Regions from separate parts of the Homo sapiens genome. Here region 2 is linked to region 1. The links are chromatin loops, found by intact Hi-C in ENCODE. Cell type or tissue: Caco-2. All regions are shown on one strand. Links, peaks and the distances in the headings refer to the core of each region. The heading gives the core; the rest is flanking DNA.

Region 1 (10,431 bases), core at 938-8,937:
AGCCATTCTAAAATACAAAGATGATCATGCCACTTCCTGCAATCTCCCAGCCATGCCCATTGTATGACTCCTATGCTGAATGACTTTAAGTTTCTTTAATATTACATGCTCTCTTTCCCACTGTGGGTTCTACAGATGCTGTTTGCTGTGTCTGAAACATCCTACTGTTCCTCTCTCCACTTACCAACTAAGCTTTCATCTTTCATCCTCCACCTAATCTCTACTCTCCTTTCAGGATCATCAGAGGTATTACCTCTTACAAATATCTTTCCCTGCCTTCCAAATCCTGTCTCCAAAGCCTGGATTATGTACTTATTATAGGTTCCCACATTGCACTCAGTACATTGTCTCCACCCTCTACTAGCTTGGAAAAATCTGCGAGAGCAAGAAGTATGTCTGTTCATGTTAGAGTTACCTCTAATGCCTGACTTGATACCTGACAACATAGTGTTGCTCAATCAATAATTGTAAATACCTGAATTATTAATGCATGAATAAATAAATGATTTGGTAAATATACAAATGTATGTATTAAAAACAGGAGAGAAAGAAATGGAAATATTTGTATAACCAGAACATCAGGCAATTAGCATTAGGAAAGCTTTTTTTTTCTTGTTTAAGTAGGTTAAAACAGGCCTTAAAAGACAAAAAATCGTGGAACATTAAGATCTCTCTCCTTTCCCCCCTCCTCCTTCTACCTGTGTGTGTGTGTGCACGCATATGTGCACTTGTTAAAGGTAGAGAGAGGGCCGGGCACAGAGGTCAGGTGGGCGGGTTGCTTGAGGTTAGGAGTTCAAGACCAGCCTGGCCAACATGGTGAAACCCCATCTCTACTAAAAAATACAAAAATTAGCTGGGCATGGTGGCAGGCACCTGTCATCCCAGCTACTCAGGAGGCTGAGACACGAGAATTGCTTGAAGCCAGGAGGCAGTGAGCCGAGATCATGCCAGTGTACTCCAGCCTGGGCAACATAGCGAGACTGTCTCAAAAAAAAAAAAAAAAAAAAAAAGGTAGAAAGAGATGGTGAGAGAAAATTGTTGGCAAGATTCCAGTTTCTTTCCACTAGAAGGCAGAAAGCACTAAACAAATGTCAAGGCAGGGACCTAGGTTTCCAGAACCCAAAAGGAGCATTGGGAGTTTGTCACTGAGACCTCAGAGGCAGAGCCCAAGACCAGAACCGAACTATTACTATGCGGACTTGATGTTCAATGAATCAATCGCCTAAGTATCCCTAAATGCTCCACTACCCTGTGCCTCTCTACAAACCCCATTATAATTCATTCCCAAGCCATGATCAGAATTGGCTCATCAGTTTGTGCGGTGGTAATGAGGAAGGGGTAGGAAGTTGGGATTCAGTGGGTCTACCATAAGGCAGAAGAGGAAGCAAATCAGACACATTCCAATGATATTATCTGTTTGGTTTTGCCCATATCTGATTTTCGAAGTCTTCTATGTACTGAAATCAAATATCTCACATTAAAAAAAAAAAAAAGCTTTTAAAGATTGTAGGTTGACACAGCATAGAATATCCCTTCCTTCTTCTAGACCAGTAGCATTCAAAGCTACCTGGTAGTGTAATTAAGATTTTACATATTTCAAGCTTCTTCACTGTAACTCACAGCAGCTTGGAAGGTAGGAGTAAGCTTCATGACAATGATCCTCTGCATTTTGATGGGTACAAGCTGTTCTTTGATATCATGGACACCCCAGCTTTTCAAAAGAAGATTCTTGGCTGTTTAGCAGTTCAGCCAATCCATGTAATTGCTTTTTCCATGTTACATAAGAGTAAAAGTCTCCTATAATTATAGGGATAAAAGAGACTTGATACTTTCCAGATCACCAGAGCAGGAAGAAAGAAGAAAAGCATGACTTTTTGGAGTGATTACTCATCACATGCCAGACACAATGCTGAAAACTTTGTATCCATCATATTTTTATGCCACGAAAACCCTGTACAGAAGACATAAGCACCCCCATTTTACAGATGAGGGCCCTGAGACTAGGGGAAGACAAAGAATTCCTCAAAGTTAGTTTACTTAGTACAAATTAGAATTGGTCTTTAAACTGACTCCAAGGAGGATGGCCTTTTTTACTCTACCACATCCCCTCTCCAACACTATTGGTTTGATTTTCTGTTACAGAAGTACAGGAAGACAGTGTTTCTTTTCTAGCTATGCAACAATGACATGTGGTGGTTGAAAGCATGGCCTCTGGAGCCAGACTGCCTGTGACCATTTACTTTTTCTTGAACTTGAACTTATACTTTAGTTTCTCTGTGCCCTAATCTTCTCAAGTGCAACTGGGGTTAATAATGGTCCCAGCACTGTTGAAAGGACTAAATGACTTTGCACCTATAAAGAGCTTTGTATTTTAAGTGCTCCATAAATATTCATGTTGTAGTTGTCATTGCTATTGTTGTTGTCTGTGAGGCCTTTTCACAGAGGCATGGCCTCGCAGAATAGGGACAAGCATGCTTTAATGCTACTCCTGTCTTCTTAATTCCCAGTAGCAGAAAAACTGGAAGACTCCTTTGCCAAGGGTTATTATTTTTTAATCAATCTACGTAGGGTTTATACATAGATGATGACAGAGAGAGGTAGGTACAGTTATTTATAGCCTGTGAGTCATTATGAAAAGTCACTCTTTCTTTGCTTGGTCAGAGCAGTGAGAATACATATATCTGCAACTCCATGTGTGTAGAACTAGCAGCTTAAACTGGAAAGATGACCTATTGCCTTAGTCTTTCCCAGAGAGAGGCTTGCCCTACACCCCCTTTTGCAGCCTGCCCAGGCTAATGCAACTAGCGATGGCAAGGCAAGCAGGGCAGGCTGCCATGCATTTTAGGGGATTTGAGCAGTCAGGCAGATCATTCAGGGAGAGATTGTTTTAAAGGTTTAGCTAAAAGCCATTTATCCACCTCATTTCAAGCACAGTATTGGCTCCAAAGTACAGTTGGTCCTCCATATCCATGGGTTCTGCATCCATGGATTCAACCAACTATGGATAGAAAATATTTGGAAAAGAAAACTCCACCAAGTTCCAAAAAACGAAACTTGAATTTGCCATATGCCAAATATATCAAATCCACGCTAATGAAGTGATGTGTAGGCATTGTATTAGGTATTATAAGTAATTCAGGAATGATTGAAAGTATATAGGAGGATATGTGTAGGCTATAGGCAAATAACACACCTTGTTGTATAAGAGACTTTAGTAGCCTTCAAGTTTGGTATCTACAGGGGATCCTGGAATCAATCCCCAAGCATATCCAGGGACAACTGTGCTATATTGTGATGAAGTTCCACCACTTAGCTTTATAGCTGAGGACTACAAGCTCCAATTATCTTAGGGAATATTCTGGTGACCAAATAAATAAAAACTTTCTAAAAAGTGATAGTCACTTGAGCATCCAAGAAGTATCTATCACATCCTTAAGTCATTCCATTTTCCTTTATATCTCTCTGGGTGAGCCATCTTGTCCTGAATACAATTTGTAATGCCGGGTAATTACTTCCTGACAGAAATTTCTTCCCATTTCATTCTCTGTGTGTTAAGCTCATTTGATTACAACAAACAAAACAAAATTCAGGGACATTGATTAATGCAATAAGAGCAAAATAAGTAATTAAAATTAACAAGTTTCTAACTTTGAGGCCTGGCCTCTCTCACAGAGTCTGTGGCAATATTAAAGTGTGATTCTAGCAGAATAAAAACAGTTCTTGTCTCCTGAAATGTGAATAATCCTCAGTAGATCTGCCTTTGGATTGGACATCCATTGAACATGTCTCAACTGCACTGTGTCTCTTTGTCTTTATTTTCTTTATCTTTGGGTCATTCCCCCAATTCTAACTGACCTTTGTTATCCTTCTGGTCTCCAGTTTAGTTTTCTGGGAAGGGCTCTCCCTGGCTCAGTTCCTCAGCACCATCACTACTTGAGCAGAGCTTTTCCACCTGAAGTGCTCAAAGGACTGCCCATCTGTCCTTGCTCAGGGACCCCCAACACGGACTGCAAGGCTTTAGAAGTTGAATCCCCAGCACAGAGCTCTAATCATAGGTGCCGCAGAGGCCTTGTCTCCTTGCTGGTGCTGAAGGGTGGTGGCTTCCATAGCCTGACAGTCTCTTTATTTACCCAGCACAATAAAGGAACTAACATTATTCTTGTGGCAATTCAAAAAAATACTTAAAAATTAGTTTGAGACATTATTTAAATTTTTATTATACATCCCCTGACAAAATAATTTTTATTTATGGAATGTATTTTTTTATTTTACTTTAAGTTCTGGGATACATGTGTAGAACATGCAGGTTTGTTACATAGGTATACACGGGCTATGGTGGTTTGCTGCACCTATCAACCTGTCATCATTATTTCTCCTAATGCTATCCCTCCCCTGGCCCCCACCCCCTGACAGGCCCTGGTGTGTGATGTTCCCCTTCCTGTGTCCATGTGTTCTCATTGTTCAACTCCCACTTATGAGTGAGAGCATGTGCTGTTTGGTTTTCTGTTCCTGTATTAGTTTGCTGAGAATGATGGTTTCCAGCTTCATCCATGTCCCTGCAAAGGACATGAACTCATCCTTTCATATGGCTGCATAGTATTCCACAGTGTATATGTGCCACATTTTCTTTATGCAGTCTATCATTGATGAGCATTTGGGTTTGTTCCAAGTCTTTGCTATTGTGAACAGTGCTGCAATAAACATACGTGTGCGTGTGTCTTTATAGTAGAGTGATTTATAATCCTTTGGCTATATACCCAGTACTGGGATGGTTGGGTCAAATGGTATTTCTGTTTCTAGATCCTTGAGGAATCACCACACTGTCATCCACAATGGTTGAACTAATTTATACTCCCACCAACAGTGTAAAAGCATTCCTGTGTCTCCATATCCTCTCCAGCATCTGTTGTTTCCTAACTTTTTAATGATTGCCATTCTAACTGGTATGAGATTGTATCTCATTGCAGTTTTGATTTGCATTTCTCTAATGACCAGTGATGATGAGCTTTTTTTCATATGTTTGCTGGCTATATAAATGTCTTCTGTTGAGGAGTGTCTGTTCATATCCTTTGCCTACTTTTTGATGGGTTTTTTTTTCTTGTAAATTTGTTTAAGTTATTTGTAGATTCTGCATATTAGTGCTTTGTCAGATGGATAGATTGCAAAAATTTTTTCCCATTCTATAGGTTGCCTGTTCACTCTGATGATAGTTTATTTTGCTGTGCAGAAGCTCTTTAGTTTAGTTAGATCCCATTTGTCAATTTTGGCTTTTGCTGCCATTGCTTTTGGTGTTTTAGTCATGAAGTCTTTGCCCATGCCTATGTCCTGGATGGTATTGCCTAGGTTTTCTTCTAGGGTTTTTATAGTTTTAGGTCTTAAGTTTAAGTCTTTAATCCATCTTGAGTTAATTTTTGTATAAGGTGTAATGAAGGGGTCCAGTTTCAGTTTTTCTGCATATGGCTAGCCAGTTCTCCCAACACCATTTATTTTTATCTATTTCAGGGATCAGCAGGTTTTTTTTTTTTTAAAAGTAAATCTCAAACTTGTTCAAAGAGTAAATATCTAGGCTTTGTTGACTTTTACTCAAGTCTGCTATTGTAGTACAAAAGCAACCATAGACAATACAAACAAATAGATGTGGCTGTACTCCAATAAAACTTTATTTACAAAAGCAGCTGTGTTTGGCCCCTGGGCTGTAATCTGTGGAGCCTGATCTTTCCCAGTGCATGTGTACCCATGCTGTGCTCACACCCCCTCACACTCCATACCCATTTTGTACATCTGTGTTCCTTTGTTGCCTATATTGCATAGCTCACTAATCTGAGAAGGCTGGATTTCACCGAATTGCATGGGAGTCCCACTGTTGTCAAGACACTCATGGTCTGTTAAGTGGAGGAAAAACATGAACTATCTATAGGAGAACCAATGTCTCAGAATCATCAACAAATGCATGCATTTGGGAGAAATTTCTAGTATTCTAAAATGGATCGTTTTATCCTAGAAATGGTGAGAATGGCACTCTCATCACACAAAGCACACATATCTGCTTAGGTACAGACATTTGCTGAATCCGAATTATAATGTCCTCTTCTGCCAACCCTGTAAGATGCTCACATGCTAATGGTAGGGGTGGAGGAATGGTATGAAACATGAAATATCTTCTGCTTTGACAACTGTCTTAACTCTGTTGTTCTCTCCTAAAATGAAGTTGTGCTTTGAGCCACTCTATCTAAAACTAGGCTGTCATTTCTATGTCCTAAGGGATGCAAGTACCGTTTTACCTTTCAGAAAGCAAATTTTAAAACAATCCCCAGGTATAAGATTTATCTTTCCGAGCAGAGGATCTGCAAACAGTGCCTGCGGACGTGTTTACTGGTTAAATTTTATTCCAACTATGAGCTACTAAGTCTTCCAGCAATTGTTCTTTCTTAACAAGTTTGTCTTCCTTGGTGACTGATGGTTTCTACTTGTTCACTTGATCAGTGTAGCATTTGATTCCAACAGAAATGTGCAGTGGCTCACCCCTGTAATCCCAGCACTTTGGGAGGCCGAGGCAAGAGGATCACTTGAGGTCAGGAGTTCAATACCAGCCAATGTGGTGAAACCCCATGTCTACTAAAAATACAAAAATTAGCCAGGCATGGTGGTTGGCACCTGTAATCACAGCTATGGTGGCTGAGGCAGGAGAATTGCTTGAAGGTGGGAGGCAGAGGTTGCAGTGAGCCGAGATTGTGCCACTGCACTCCAGCCTGGGAGACAGACCGAGACTCCATCTCAAAAAAAAAAAAAAAGGAAAAAGAAAAAAAATGAATCTTTATAATATACAACACAAAGAGGGATTTTGATGGGCTTTTAGTTCTCGCAGACCCCCCTGCTGGGTTGCCTAAACTTGTAGTGGCAATAGAGCATCCAGAATATCTGCCCATTTCTTCCTTAGGTACATGAGCTTCCCTGTGGCTTTAGATCGTTCATAATTGTTGGGTTCATCCAGGAGTGTCACTTTGTGAACTTTTTCTCAAGGTAATAACATGTGTGAGTAGCACGAGGCATTAAAAGAAAGAAGAGAGATGGGAGTGTCCTTTAGATGTCCTCAGTACTGTTGTTAGAACCTGCACACCAGTTTTTTATTCACAGTTTCCCCTTGTGTGGCAATTTATTTGCAGTGTAGCTGGTAATATTTGTGACATAGAATATGTTATGCTATGACGTACCTACTATGGTTAGCATAGTGGTGGAATTTAAGAAGGGATATTTAATTAATAGAATTTATAAACAGGACTATCTGTCTTCAGAGACACTTCAGGGATAACGATAAACTTCAGAGATACTGAGAATTGCAAGGGGATCTCAGTCTAATGACTTTTGAGTGCCTTTTCGGATGTGAACAAACCCAGCAATAGGGTGGATAATATGCCTTAACTGGGTCCCCAAGATACTTGATTGTGTATATTGTCTGGATGTTCAGGAACACATGGTCTTAATTTCTTAGATGTCTCTATTGTGTGTGCCAGTTTAGAGTTCAGTCTGGGTGCATTTATGTTATATAGTTTTTTCCATATTTTCTTTTAGGGTATAGGAACAAAACAGTCAGCAAAACTGCCAAGGTGCTTGCAGATCAAAGTGAAGATAAAAAATGAGTGGAGTGATTGCAACACAAGGTGACACTTGATCCAATGGAGGTTACTTTCACTGGCTTTCCTAGAAGCTCATACTGGGAACCCCATCTATGGGACTCGTGGTGGGTGGTGGGGGATGACAGAAAACTTCCTCTTCATGAAAATCTTAGGTCTAAATGACATGCTTATAGTTTGGTGGATGGATTGAGAGAAGCAGGGAGGCCTTTCCAGGCAGAAGGAACAAAATGTACTGTCATTTGGAAGTGACAGCAGGATGCACTGACAGGAGCCTGGAGCAGAGTATAGGAGGCGATGGCAAAAAGAAAGACTCACAGGTTAAGACAGGCCCAGGGCATGAAGGACAAGCAGCCACTGCACACATCCCCTCCACTAACTGCTTTGTTCTGCTCCCTCTTGCAGTACCAATACTATCCAATTTTTGTCTATACTAGAAATTTGGGAGCCATGCCCGATCCAATTTCCTTCATATCACCCATTTACTCCATCAGCAGGAATAGAAAGCTTACCAACTTTATTTACATATTCATCCATCCTTTATTGATAAAATAAATTTATTTTTGAGATACTTTCCATCTGACTTCAAGGTTAAATAAATGTTAATGAAGGAGGTAATGAAGCAAGACATGCTTGAACTTTGGAGCCAGACACAATTTGGGTTGGAATCTTGCCTCTACCTTTCACCTTCTGAGTATATAACCTTGGGAAGCTGTCTTGGGATCTTCAGACCTCAGAAAAGAGCACAAAGAAGTTAATTATATGTTCCTCAGAGTACCTGCCACAGAATTATTAAATATTCAATAGTGGAAATTCCTATATCCTCACTTCTCCTTCTAGTTTTCATTTCTCTCCTGAAACTTCGTTCATTGCATTTTGAAACCTTCATTGACTCTTCTATTGGATTTTGAGGTCCTTGAGGGCCAAGGTTATTGTTAGGGCTTTTTTGTTTTGCTTTGTTGTTGTTTTTTAATAAAACACTTTCTGTGTTTATGTTTCTAGTTTTGCTCAGTTTTGGTTTGCACGGGAGTCTCCTGCAGTCTGCCGTCTGAGTGCAAGAGGGAGGATGAATGATATCCCTTTCAGCTTCCTCAGGTGTGGGGAAAAGATTAGGAAAAGAGCAAACATTTATGGCAATCTGGAGTTACAGCATGTGTTTGAGTCCCAGGTATTTTCCTCATACATCGTTTAGCCTCTTTGAGCTTTTGTTTCTTCATTTGTGAAATGAAGATAAAATTCTTCTACCTTATCTGGCCTATAGGATCATCCCTGGATATTTGCCTTGAACAGTTTACAGTCTTAGCTCCCACCTGCCCATGGGAAGGACCACAGGGATCTTGTGCAGCATCCCCAAATCTTCTGCAGCAGCACTCCAAGTTCCATCTCCTTCTCTCCATTCCTTCACCTGCTTTCCGACAGGTTTCATTCTGTGGCCAGTACTTTGTTTTCCTCTCTATGGCGGCTGTTTGAAATTTAGGATTCCGTAGGACAGCCTTCTTACTTTGCAATTCTGACCTCACCGCTACACACCATAGTTCACATTACCCTCACCTTCATTAATGTCTCTAACAGCAACAATACAAATTGAGTAAATTCAATTTAGGGTGATTGAGATGTCACCTGTTTTTATTCTTTCCATAAATTCAAGCAAGATATGTTAACAATTGTTCGGATGTCATAATGTTATGCTAGAAGTTATTGGGCTCTTTAATTGAATGTTCTCTTAATTTGGGCATTGGTAAGGTACCAATTTGAGTATGCAGACTTGATAGCTGGGTTTGCCACCACCCTGAGCTAGTAGTGTATGTGGATGGCATAAAGAACATGTTGGATCTTTCCACCTCTGACTGGGGCTCTCTGTGGCCAGCATCCAACTCAGCAGGATCAGATGATTCCGGAAACACTGACTGCTTCTCTCCTGCAAGCTCACAGTGGAGCGTCTGGCACTCCCTGAGATCCCTGCCCTGCATGGCTTTTTACACAAACTGAACAAATCACATTCTCTAAATGAGAGAAGTGCAGCTCTGTTACATTTCAATCTTCTAAAGAGGAGGAAGGTCACTCGTCAGAGACCTTGTGGTCATCAGCAAATAGGGTGATCCAGGATGAAGACACACAGGCAGTAAATGACGGTTTCTTCCTCCTCTCCCTTCTCCTCCTTTCCCCTTGATATCCAGTCTTATCTTCTCCCTTCCTTTCTAACTCTCCTTTTCCAATCTGTTCTTCACTCGCCTTTCTTCTCTTCTCTTCTTTCCCTTCTTCTCTCCCTCTTTATTCTTCTTCCAGAAATCTTTAAATGAGTCATGATTCAAGTGAAAAAAGATTCTTAGCTAACTCACATATGGAAGCAGCAAATTTTCTCAGATTTTGAGCTCCTTGAAAGCTGAGCAGCATAGGAGCCTTCACAACCCTGTAGTCCAGGCAGCAGTAGAGGCATTTCTCTCCAGTTCCTGGGAATCTCATCCGACAGTCAACTTGTGTTGACAGAGTGAGTAGGACTGTGGCTTTTATTTATTTATTTATTTATTTATTTGCATCTGGATCTTGGGAAGTAAGCATGTGGCATAAGCTGGGTTTCTTACATTGCCCTAAGTCATTGTCACAAGTAGAAAGAAGTATGGTTGTACCTCTGCTGCACAACCACTCAGGCAACTGTTCCTAATGTCTTCTCTGAGGCCTTCTTTGTCACTTCCCAAGTCTCAGGTATGGGCAAATTATCCTCTATCCTACCCCATTATATTTGAATTCCAATTTGCTCGTAGTTCATTAACACCTACCACACTATTTCCTATTTATTTTG
Region 2 (10,431 bases), core at 1,297-9,296, 110 kb before region 1:
TAAATTTATTTCATTTATTTTTTCACAAAACACATCTAATTTTCTTTGAAACAGTCCAGGGACTCACAGTACTATTCCTTGTTTACAAATCCTTTTTCTTTCTTTACCTAAATAGTCTCCTCTCACAGACAATTTCTTTCCTTCTTCATCTTTCTCAATAACTGCAAAAATTTTCTCCAATAAATTGACTCCCATTATCGTAAGGGGGTAGATGTATCTGGTGTTACCCTTTCTGTGTTGTGAATGAGGAACATTTATGGTTAATTCGTAGGTTCTTCACTTATTTTCATCTCATTTTTCATGTATCTTGAATAATTGCTCTCATAAATGCCCCTCAAACATAATTTCTACACACGTAGTAAAAAAAAAAAAGCACAGTAGTCAAGTCGCTATTTTGAATAAGCACCTTAGAGTTTCTCCTTTCATTTTGTTTATAGCTTATAAATACAGTTTCTACTTACACTGTGTATCACACAGTTAAATCTGAATGATACATTGAGATCATTTTACTAAATGTTCCAGAAAATAAATATTCAAATTCATTTAAATTCAATAAAGGAGTCGACTCATTTCATTTTACTATTACAAATTACTTATAATTTTTGGTGATCAGTGACATTATGTAATTAAACACACACATTTTTCTTTTAATTTTGAGATATTTTTATGATAATATAAATGTGTGAGATCTTTCATAGATGATTATATATGTGATTAACTTTTTTAGATAGCCTTAGAATGAAAAAAATCTCTCCAATTAAACTGTTATTTTTTAGAAATACTTCATTAGCTTTTTCTGCAATGACAAAACTTTTACCTATTTATGATTAATAGAATTACCCATGCTTCATGTTTTAAATCAAACCCGGAATTTAGACAACTAAAGTAATCTCAAAATTATGAATTTATTCCTTATACAGCTACTTATTTATTGTTTTTTCACCTGTCCTGGGATAAGATGATAAAACAATATATGGCTCCTGCCATAATATTATGATTAAACCCACATATAAACACTAAAATTACGTGAATTTTTACTAAAATTGCATGAATTACATGTATTGGGGTCAGTGCTACAGTGTTGTCTGTTCACAGTAGAGGTGCTATTTGGCTTGAGCCTTGAGGAATAATGGCAGATCAATGGGTTTAGTACTGAAGGCAAAGAAATGAGGAATGCTGGCATATGCTGTAGCAGTGACTGAGAGGAGGCGATGGTGGGATATGAAGTTGGACAAGAGGGTCAAGGCCAGTTCAAGACAACACATGCACCATGCAAAGAAGGGAACAGCCATGAGAAGCCATTAAAGAGCCCCATCCCATATTATCCAATATATATTTAGTACTCGCCATTTGCCAATGATTGTGCTAGTGACTGTGTATGCAATTCAGTTGTGTATGTAAAGGAGAAAAAAAATGATGAGTCTCAGGGCATATTAAACAAAGTAGAAGATATGGGATTTGAACCAAAGATCCACTGTTTTCAACACTCATTCTTCTTCTTTATAATCATAAAATATATCATTTATACAAAAAATATATATTATATTTATAAAATGTGAAAAAAACAACATTAGTATTCCCATGTACCCCATTTAAAAAATGTGAACATAATAACACCATTGAGACAAGTCCTGTGCTCCTCTGAGATGTAAATTATCTTCCTTAGCATTCCTAAGTTTGTAACTATGTCCCCATAATATATTATATCTTATCATACAGAAACGTATTTAAATAGTTTTAACACATAATGTATATTTTGGTGATTTTTAAGAAATTCAACCTTATGTTTGTGAGATTTGTCCCTGTTAACGTGGCTGTAGAGAATTTACTTTCAGGGTTCATTTGTGTTTCAACCTCATTTCTTGTTTCTAGATTTTTGCTTTACTATCAATGACACTAGAGAATTTTTATGTAAGAAATATTCATCTTTAATTCTGCAAGAGATAATCCTAAGTAGTTTTCCAGGTTTTTTTCAGTGATTTACACCCCCATTCTCACAATCTGCTTTCCATGACCTTGTCAATAAAACTTCATTATTTTTTTTAAATTTAAGATAATCTACTGGGTTGTAAAGGCATTTCAATAATCCAATTTCTACACAGGTTTTTTTTTTTCTTATAACTTGTTGATTTTTATATTTCTGCTCTTGTGAAAGCCAACTCCTGATTTGAAAGTTGCTTTTTCTTATTGATATATATAGGATAGGTATTTTTTACATATTCTGGATACTAATTCCTTTGGCAATTATGTGTCTTGTAAATTACCTCCCAGTTTATGGCTTGCCCTATGATTTTGACAGGCAGAGGTTCTTAATTGTAGTACAGTTAAAGATATCAGCCCATCCTAATTCTTTGTGTGCTTCATGTCTTGTTTAAAAGTAGCCCTACCCTAAGGTTATGGATATGTATTGGTCTATTTCCTTTGAAAAGTTTTAAAGATCTGGTTTTTATACTTAAGTATAAAATCCATTTGGGATTGACAGTTGTGAATGATTTAGCAGTGGATCTCCAATGCTGTTTTTTTCTATGTGAATGTTTTTGAAGAGTTTTAGGCTGAGATGTTGCACTAGGTTCATTTTTGCTTAAAATGGACTGGATTAGTATGTGACTAAAGACAAACAGATCAGTAAAGAAGTGACTGAAGGCCAGGCACTGTGGCTCACGCCTGTAATCCCAGCACTTTGGGAGGCCGAGGCAGGTGGATCACCTGATGTCAGGAGTTTGAGACCAGCCTGGCCAACGTGGTGAAACCCCGTCTCTACTAAAAATACAAAAATTAGCCAGGCGTGCTGGTGGGTGCCTGTAATCCCAGCAACTCGGGAGGCGGAGGCAGGAGAATCACTTGAACCCGGGAGACGGAAGTTGTGGTGAGCCAAGATCGCACCACTGCACTCCAGCCTAAAAAAAAAAAAAAAAAAAAGAAGAAGCGACTGCAATAGTCCAAGCCAGTGATGCTGAGGGTGTGAACTAGGTCGCTGGTAATAGGAAGAATAGGGAGACATACAAGATATTAATACTTAAAAGCCACTAAAAACAGGATTTGTTATCTAATTTTAATGGGTATGTCATACATTTTTCTCTTTAAATTCTTATGAATTTTCAGAATAAAATATACTACTGCCCTACTATGGAGAGGTGTCCTTGTGTGTCCTTTACTTGCAGTGTTCTTCCTTTAGTCATTTGCAGGGCCCCTTCCTTCACTTCCTTCAAATCTCCACTGAAATTCACTTTTTCACTGGGGGCTCCTTTGAGCCTCCTTTGCAAAATAGCCATATCTGTCTCCCAAGCATATATACATACAAACGCCTGGCAATGAATGCCTGCCTAGCTCTTTACCATGATATGTATTGCTTCATATGACTTATAACCATCTTCACATGATTTGTTTTGTAATGTTTATATTTTCACTAGATAACAAACTCTATGAAGGAAGAAGCTTCACCTGTTTGTTCACTGCCATATCACCAGAGCCTACTTCTGTATCCATTAAATATTCGTTGAATAAACAAAAGGGCAGAAAGAACTTGTATGTCAATGATGTGCGTTCCCTTTTTAGAAAGGGAGGCTTGTGGCGACCTTCTAAAGTTTTTGGAATTTTAACCAGCTTTTGTTTCTCCTGCAATGGTGAAATTCTGGGGAGATATCAGTGACCCATTTGGCTTAGAGCTACCTTCCTATTAGATTCTATTGTAACACTTGTGGAACAGGTGAAAAGTAAAGGTGACAGGCAGTAGGAACCATTGGGAATACACCAATTTGGGCTGCACATGCCGAGGTTAGTCCATTCATCATCTTTATTCCACATTGACAGTAAAAGCAATGATCTCTAAATTAATTAGATCCTTAGAGATAAAGCAAAATAAAACTGTGAACATTAATAGGCCCGTATTTCAACACCTGCCTGGACTGAGGCAAGCTCTTCCTGTTCAATTGCTTTCCTTCCCTGCCATGGAGCTGCATTCACCAGCAGTCCTCCAGGGGGCAGGCTTTGAAATTTTCAGAGTTGGATTGCCCAGTCTGTCTTAATCCATACTTCAGGGAAGAAACCATGATAGTTGACTGAATAAACATGTAAAACACCTTGTAGACTGGATCCTACAATCTTTGGTCACACCAGAGCTTGGCAAGCATGTTGTCTTCAAGCCACACTTTAGAGACAGAAACTTAAAGAGATGTCAGCTGGCTTCAGTGTTGGTATGAAGCCTGATAGCTCAGCTGAGTTAAATGACTCCCAACAACCAAATACATGGCTCTTCTAGACCAGGGTTTCTCAAATGTTAATATGTATATAATTATGTGGAGATCTTGTTGAAATGTAGGTTCCAGTTCGCTATGTCTGTGTGGGAATCTAAGATCCTCTATTTCTCCCAGTCTCCTCTCAGTTGATGCTGATATTCCTAGTCCCTGAATCATCCTTTGAGAAGCAAGGCACCTAGATTTCTGGTCAAAATGCTGAAAATTAACAACCCAAATTTAAAGATATGTGGTTTGTTTTGCTTTTTTGTTTTGTTTTTCTTTGAGGCAAATTACTAGAACCAACCAACCAATGAAGGTTCTTCGGCTCAAGAACAAAAAGTCTACTTTGAAATTTACATTTTGACATGAAGCAAAATAAAATGTTAAGCCTAGTTATTTTTCATTTAATCCTAGGTGAGATAAAAAATAATACTGCTTCTATTAAACTGACATAATTATAGTAAAATGTGGGTGAAATAAAAATAAGATCTTTATTGTATATGGAAAATGTAGAATCAACACTGCTAAAAACCACATCAATAAAACAAAAAATGAATTTAAAAAGCACACTCAGGATGCAAAAGCAACCTCTCAGGAGATAAAAATTAGCATAAGAGTTATGAATGAAACAAAACTCAGGACCATAGAAATATTGAGAAACCTGGCTTATCACACTCAAATAAAATTACTCAGTAGAAACTAACATGTAGACATTTTCTGATAAGTTTTGAAACTGCAAAGCAAAAGTTAGATGTTTTATTCTACATAGTACAAAAAATATGTTTATTTCAAAGAAGATAACCAGACAAAATTTGAATTTCTCCTCTGCAATAGTCAAAACCAGAAAGCAAAAAGAAACATCTATAAAAGTGTTAGAAAAATCAAATGTGAACCAAGATTTTACATCTTGACATGTTGTCCTTAAATGTAATAGCAACAGAAAGACATTTTCAGTCATGCAATAACTCAAGAAATTTATCAGCAGGTATCAATCTTTGAAACCTGTGCTCATATCACTCATGGCAGACCACAGCATGTCCTAGATCTGAAATGTATGAGTGTTTTGATGAGTTAATCAAGTTAAAGTAAAAAAAACACAAAGTACATTATTCATCATTATTCATACCCTCTGTTTCTCTTTTTTTTTTTTTTTTTTTTGAGACAGGGTCTTGCTCTGTTGCCCAGGCTGGAGTATAGTGGCAAAATCTTAGCTCACTGCAACCTCTTCCTCCCAGGCTCAAGTGATTCTCCTGCCTCAGCCTCCTGAGTAGCTGGGATTACAGGCATCCACCACCACACCTGGCTAATTTTTGTATTTTTAATAGAAATGAGGTTTCACCATGTTGGCCAAGCTGGTCTCAAACTCCTGACCTCAAGTGATCCACCCGCCTCAGCCTCCCAAAGTGGTGGGATTACAGATGTGAGCCACCGTGCCCAGCCTGTACCTTTTTAAATAAGTCTTAGTATATTGCATTATAACATTGTAGTTGCTTCCATATGAGACTTCCTCGAGAGCATGGTAATCTTGAGAACAAAGATCTTTATTTACACTTTTACACCTTTATTTGTATTATCAACAATATGCTCAGAAAATGCTTATTAATTAAACGGGCTGTCTTTTGTAACACAGTCTCATTTATATTCATTCTCTTAACTCCTAGATCTGATCACGTTTCAGAATTTTGTGGTGGAGACCATAAAAATCATTGACAAATCAAATTTAGAGATTGTATATTGAAGCGATCTTTCCAAACCCAATTTTAATTTTTAAAGTAACTGAGGGCCCAAAGCTGTGTCTGAAGCATGACTTGGAACGTGTGTACACACAGGTCTTGAGAGGACTATGGGAAACAGCAGCTGGCCTGGCGCGTGACTCCTCAGTCCCAGATTCATAGAGCATCAGGGCTGCTACTTAGAAGTTACTCGTACTCTGTGCAGGTGGCACGGTTCACTCCCAGGAATGCTCTTCTTTTCATTGCTAATCATTGTTCACCATTATCTTTGCAGGCTTTATCAGGATCTCCTTTGATGTAATTTGTAGTATAATTGAATTGCAGCAGATGAAAGCATTTCCTCCCAAGCTCTATGACTCATAACCAAGTGGTTTTCAATTATGTCAGCATGTAGCTTTCCAAACAGGTCTTTTCATTGACCACTATTTGTATACACTATTGAGTTAACTTTGGCAAACATACCAATTCATAGACTACTGTGGATTCTAATTAAACTGAGATGGAGAAAGATAAAATGATCATTAATTTACATTAAAGAGTAGAACAGGGTGTTTAGAGATTTGCCTAGGATTAATTTTATAAATAATATTAATCACTATCATTACTAGTAAATGCTAATGCACATTCTAAAACCCAGAGGCCGCATGGGGCTTCTCCCCGAAGACTACCACTGATGAGGAAGCCTGTGGAGCCAGGTTTATGATATGGGAAATTTCTTGATCCTAGTGTTAAATAATTTAGTATTCTCTCATCCTCCCATGATGCCTCTATAGTAGAAAGGCCGACAGCTACTTCTGACCCATGAGAAAACATTTCATCCTGTAAAGCCTAAGAGAGAATTATTTTTTGAGTTTTAGGACCAAGAAGTCAGAATTTTACTCTTTTATTTTCATTTTATAATAACCAACAATTTCACATGTATTTTCTGTATAATTTAAAAAGCACTTTTATAAATATCATCTTACTTCATTCTCAGCACTAAGCCTGTATGAGTCATAGTGAACACTTGCACACTATCATGTTTGGTAGTCTGCTAAGCACTTTATGTGAGAGGCCTCCTTTAATCCTCACAACTCTGTGTTGTGCCACCTGAGACTGTATCCATTTTACAGAGAAGGAAAGTGCAGTACAGAAAGTTTGCATAGACTTCTAGAGATCACAGAGCTACTCAGTACTGGAGCAAAAGTCCAAACCCACCATGCTGATCTGCTTCTAGAAAAATGTTCTCATGATTGTTGCTCTGAGAGTGTGCATTGCGGTCATCGCCGTCCTCCTGGTTTAAAGAAGTATCTTCCAAAACCCATGTTAGTAAGAGGTTGGCTTTGGTCATACCATCCTAGGAAATAATTTTTTAAAATTTGCTATGGCATCCTGATGAAAGTTTGTTGTGCCTTCTCCAGAGTTTCCATAAAATGTCCAGGTACTTTTTGCTTTCATTTTCTGTTCCAGTTAAACTCAGGACCTCCCTTGCATCTCACCTGGAACAACTGCTCTTTACTCTTTGGCCCAAATGTGAGACCTGGCCCCATTTCATTGATTTCCCCACCATTTGTCAAAGAAATAGCAAAGCTTTGGGGAAATGTATGAGGTGTTCACTTAAAAGCTTACAACAAACATCATGAGAGGTTTGACACTTTTGTTTCTTTAAATTTTTTGTGTCTACTACCTAAATTTCCTCAAAAATTTTCTCTTCCTGATCTTTCTCTTGAGCTCTCTGCTTTCCCCCATGTGGCTAGAACCCTTCTTTTTCCTCTCCTGATGTCATGAACTTATAAATTCCCTTTGGTCTGGAAATCTCAATATTCTCATTGTAACATGTGTATATGTCATGGGATCCTCCAGGTGTCACTTCACCTGGAGGTTCACAGAGGTTTCAGCTGGAAACCTCTGTGTCCGGTTGTGCCTTCTGCCTAAGTATTGCTCACACCTGCTGGGCTTATTCCGCCCACTTCACCTGGCAGGCTGCACTCGGCTCATGCTACTGGCCTGGATCCCACACCTGCTAAGGGTGAGCCAGGGGTGCAGCAGTGAGGGGTGTGTGGGCAAGCAAGCACGGAGACCAGCCACTGTGCACTGGCTAGGCATGCTGGCTGCTATGGCAGGGCAGGCAGCTCCAGGCGCTAGCACACGTTTTGGCTCTGTGTGAAGCTGTGGCTGGACCACATGTGGTACATGTGGCATGGCTGAATGGTATAATTGGGCATCTGCATCTGGACGAGAGGAACATGGTGTTGCCCAGAAGCTTGGAGACACCAGGAACCACAGAGCCCCAAAAAGGGTGTCACAGCCCTGGCTTAGGGATCCCCTATGTCTGGGCTCCCTGAACGGCCACAGCTCTTCTCTCCTTCTTGTCACCCACAATGTGGCAAGTGGGAGGTGAGGTGTTTCAGCCATGTTTTTTGTTACAGCTCTTCTAGTCCTGCCATTTGGCGTATCCCGAGTTCTTGTCCCACATCCAGGACGAATGAGGTATGCAGACAACTGGAGGGTGATCAAGGCAAAGAGGAGCTTCATTGAGCAACAGAACAGCTCTCAGGAGACCCGAAGTGGGTAGCTCCTTTCCGCAGGCAGGTCATCCCGATGAGTGTCCAGCTCTCAGCAGAGAGGAGACCCAAAGTGGGTAGCTACTTTTCACAGACAGGTTGTCCTGATGTCTTTCTGTGAGTCCAGCTGAGTCCAGGGTTTTCCTGGGCTTCAGAAGGGAGGAAATGCATGCTGATTGGTCCATGGGCAGCCATGGGTGGGCCCAGAAAAAGCACCATAAGTTCTCACTCCTGGCCGTGGACTCCACCTGGAATTCCACCTGAAGGTGGGTCTTTACCCCTTCCCACAGAGGAGCCTGTCTGCCTCCTACTTCCTTAATCATGTTGTCCATAGTGCCCAGTCTGTTCAAGTGGAGGGGGCCTGCAGGCCCACACTGAGCCACCCTCAGCAGCCCCAACTCAGAAGGAGGTGGGGCTCCCAGCTGTTCCAGGCTCCCACAGGCTCAGCAGAGCACGCAGCCCCAGCCATGCTTCTCCTGCTGCAACTGGCATCCCCGCACCCAGCTCTGGACATTAGATACACGTAATATCTTTGTTGCAGTCCTCATTTTCCCAGACCATGCCTGAGAGTGTTCCACTTTGTATGGAGGAATATGTGGGTATTTTCATAAATGAGGACCCCTCTACTAGAAAGTAACAAAGTATTTTCCTGAACAAAATTGTACTTATCTATGAAGTAGAAGAAATTGTATCAGTTTTGGTTTTAAATTCTAAATGATCTTGCCTTTTCCACGCTGCTGAAAAGATTTCCCCAGTTTCCAGTCTTGCATTGTGCATTTGTCTCTTCCCCTTTAATTCAGCAATTCTACTGATGGCTTTCCAAGTAACAGCCCCTTCTGTATCATTGTGGCCTTTGGAACATTTTGGTTCCTGGACTGCCTTTCTTCCAGGACCTCAATGAATCTCTCAAGCTACAGATTTCAATAGCAAAATTACCATTTAATAGCTGAGAAAACTGAAGCCCACCAATATTAAATAAGTTACCGAAAGCCAAATGGTGCCTGAGCTAGGACTACAAACCTGATATGGTAGATTTTTTCTATATTTTAAGCCTGAACAATGCAAATTGCGATTTCATATAAATCTCACAGTTCTCAGAGTTCTGTGGCCTGTTTCCAGGCACTTGTGCTTGTTGGTTCTTTTTCTTTTTTTGCATAAACTTGCTTTGTTTGCTTCTCTTACCTCTACTCCTGGTTATTTTGTCCAAATTGGTCCAAGTTTGATTCAGGTAAGCCTGGACTCTTATCTCCATGAAGAATGAAGGTGTATGCCCCAAAACACCGAATAAAGATGGACTAAATGGATGAAAAGAGCTACTCTTGGTAAGGAAGTTTGCCAGGATATTACACTAGAAGTTCAATTCAGCAGCCATTAAAAGGTCTGTTTCCCTGGGGAGTTCTCTACTGAAAAGACATTAGAGCCTTTCTCCCTTGCTTCTTTTTGTATAGCAGCTTTTACATGGTAGCTGCTGAATGCACAGAATAATGTGGCTGATCCATTGAAGACCCAGCTTGCTCAGGTTAGAAAGACAGAGCTGTGTTACTAGGCAAAGTGTAAGAACAATTTATGATAAATAAGTGTGATGAAGGGAAGGTTCTTGGCTTCACTCAAGCCTGCGGTGGAAGAAAGCAGCTTTACTTAAGCAGCAGTGTTTATGCTTGGTGATTGCCCCTTGCAGAGCAGGGCTAGCCCATAGGCAGTGCGTGGAGAGTAGCCACGCATGGGCTGTTGGCTAGCTGCATTTATACCCACTATTAATTGTATGCAGATTAGGTGGTGGGTTATTTAGAAATCAATAGAAAATGGGGTGGTAACTTCTGGGTGTTGCCATGTGAAGGGGTGGTAACGCAGCGTTGCCATGGCATTTGTAACCGTCATGGCACTGGTGGGAGTGTCTTATGCTGATGGGCAGTGAGGACA

What was found. Hi-C counts contacts between places; a loop is a spot of excess contacts. Peaks named below come from ENCODE experiments on the same cell type or tissue, not always from the same donor. Only the 100,000 strongest peaks of a DNase experiment are listed, where the experiment ranks them.
Region 2: it touches region 1 in a loop (8-fold over the local background); 2 of 110 quality-filtered maps call a loop at or near these places.

Annotation. Positions count from the first base shown.
Region 1 is chr10:82,923,100-82,933,530 of GRCh38, forward strand. The region is part of intron 4 of NRG3 (neuregulin 3); the gene reads left to right. Among named protein-coding and RNA genes, the nearest start is that of NRG3-AS1, 700 kb to the left of the region's middle. In Caco-2, for the core only: no CTCF peak of the experiment used is centred there; a DNase peak (open chromatin) is centred at 5,722.
Region 2 is chr10:82,807,839-82,818,269 of GRCh38, forward strand. The region is part of intron 3 of NRG3 (neuregulin 3); the gene reads left to right. Among named protein-coding and RNA genes, the nearest start is that of NRG3-AS1, 580 kb to the left of the region's middle. RefSeq lists a silencer at 2,574-2,762. In Caco-2, for the core only: CTCF peaks have their summits at 3,998 (motif pointing right) and 4,201; a DNase peak (open chromatin) is centred at 6,133.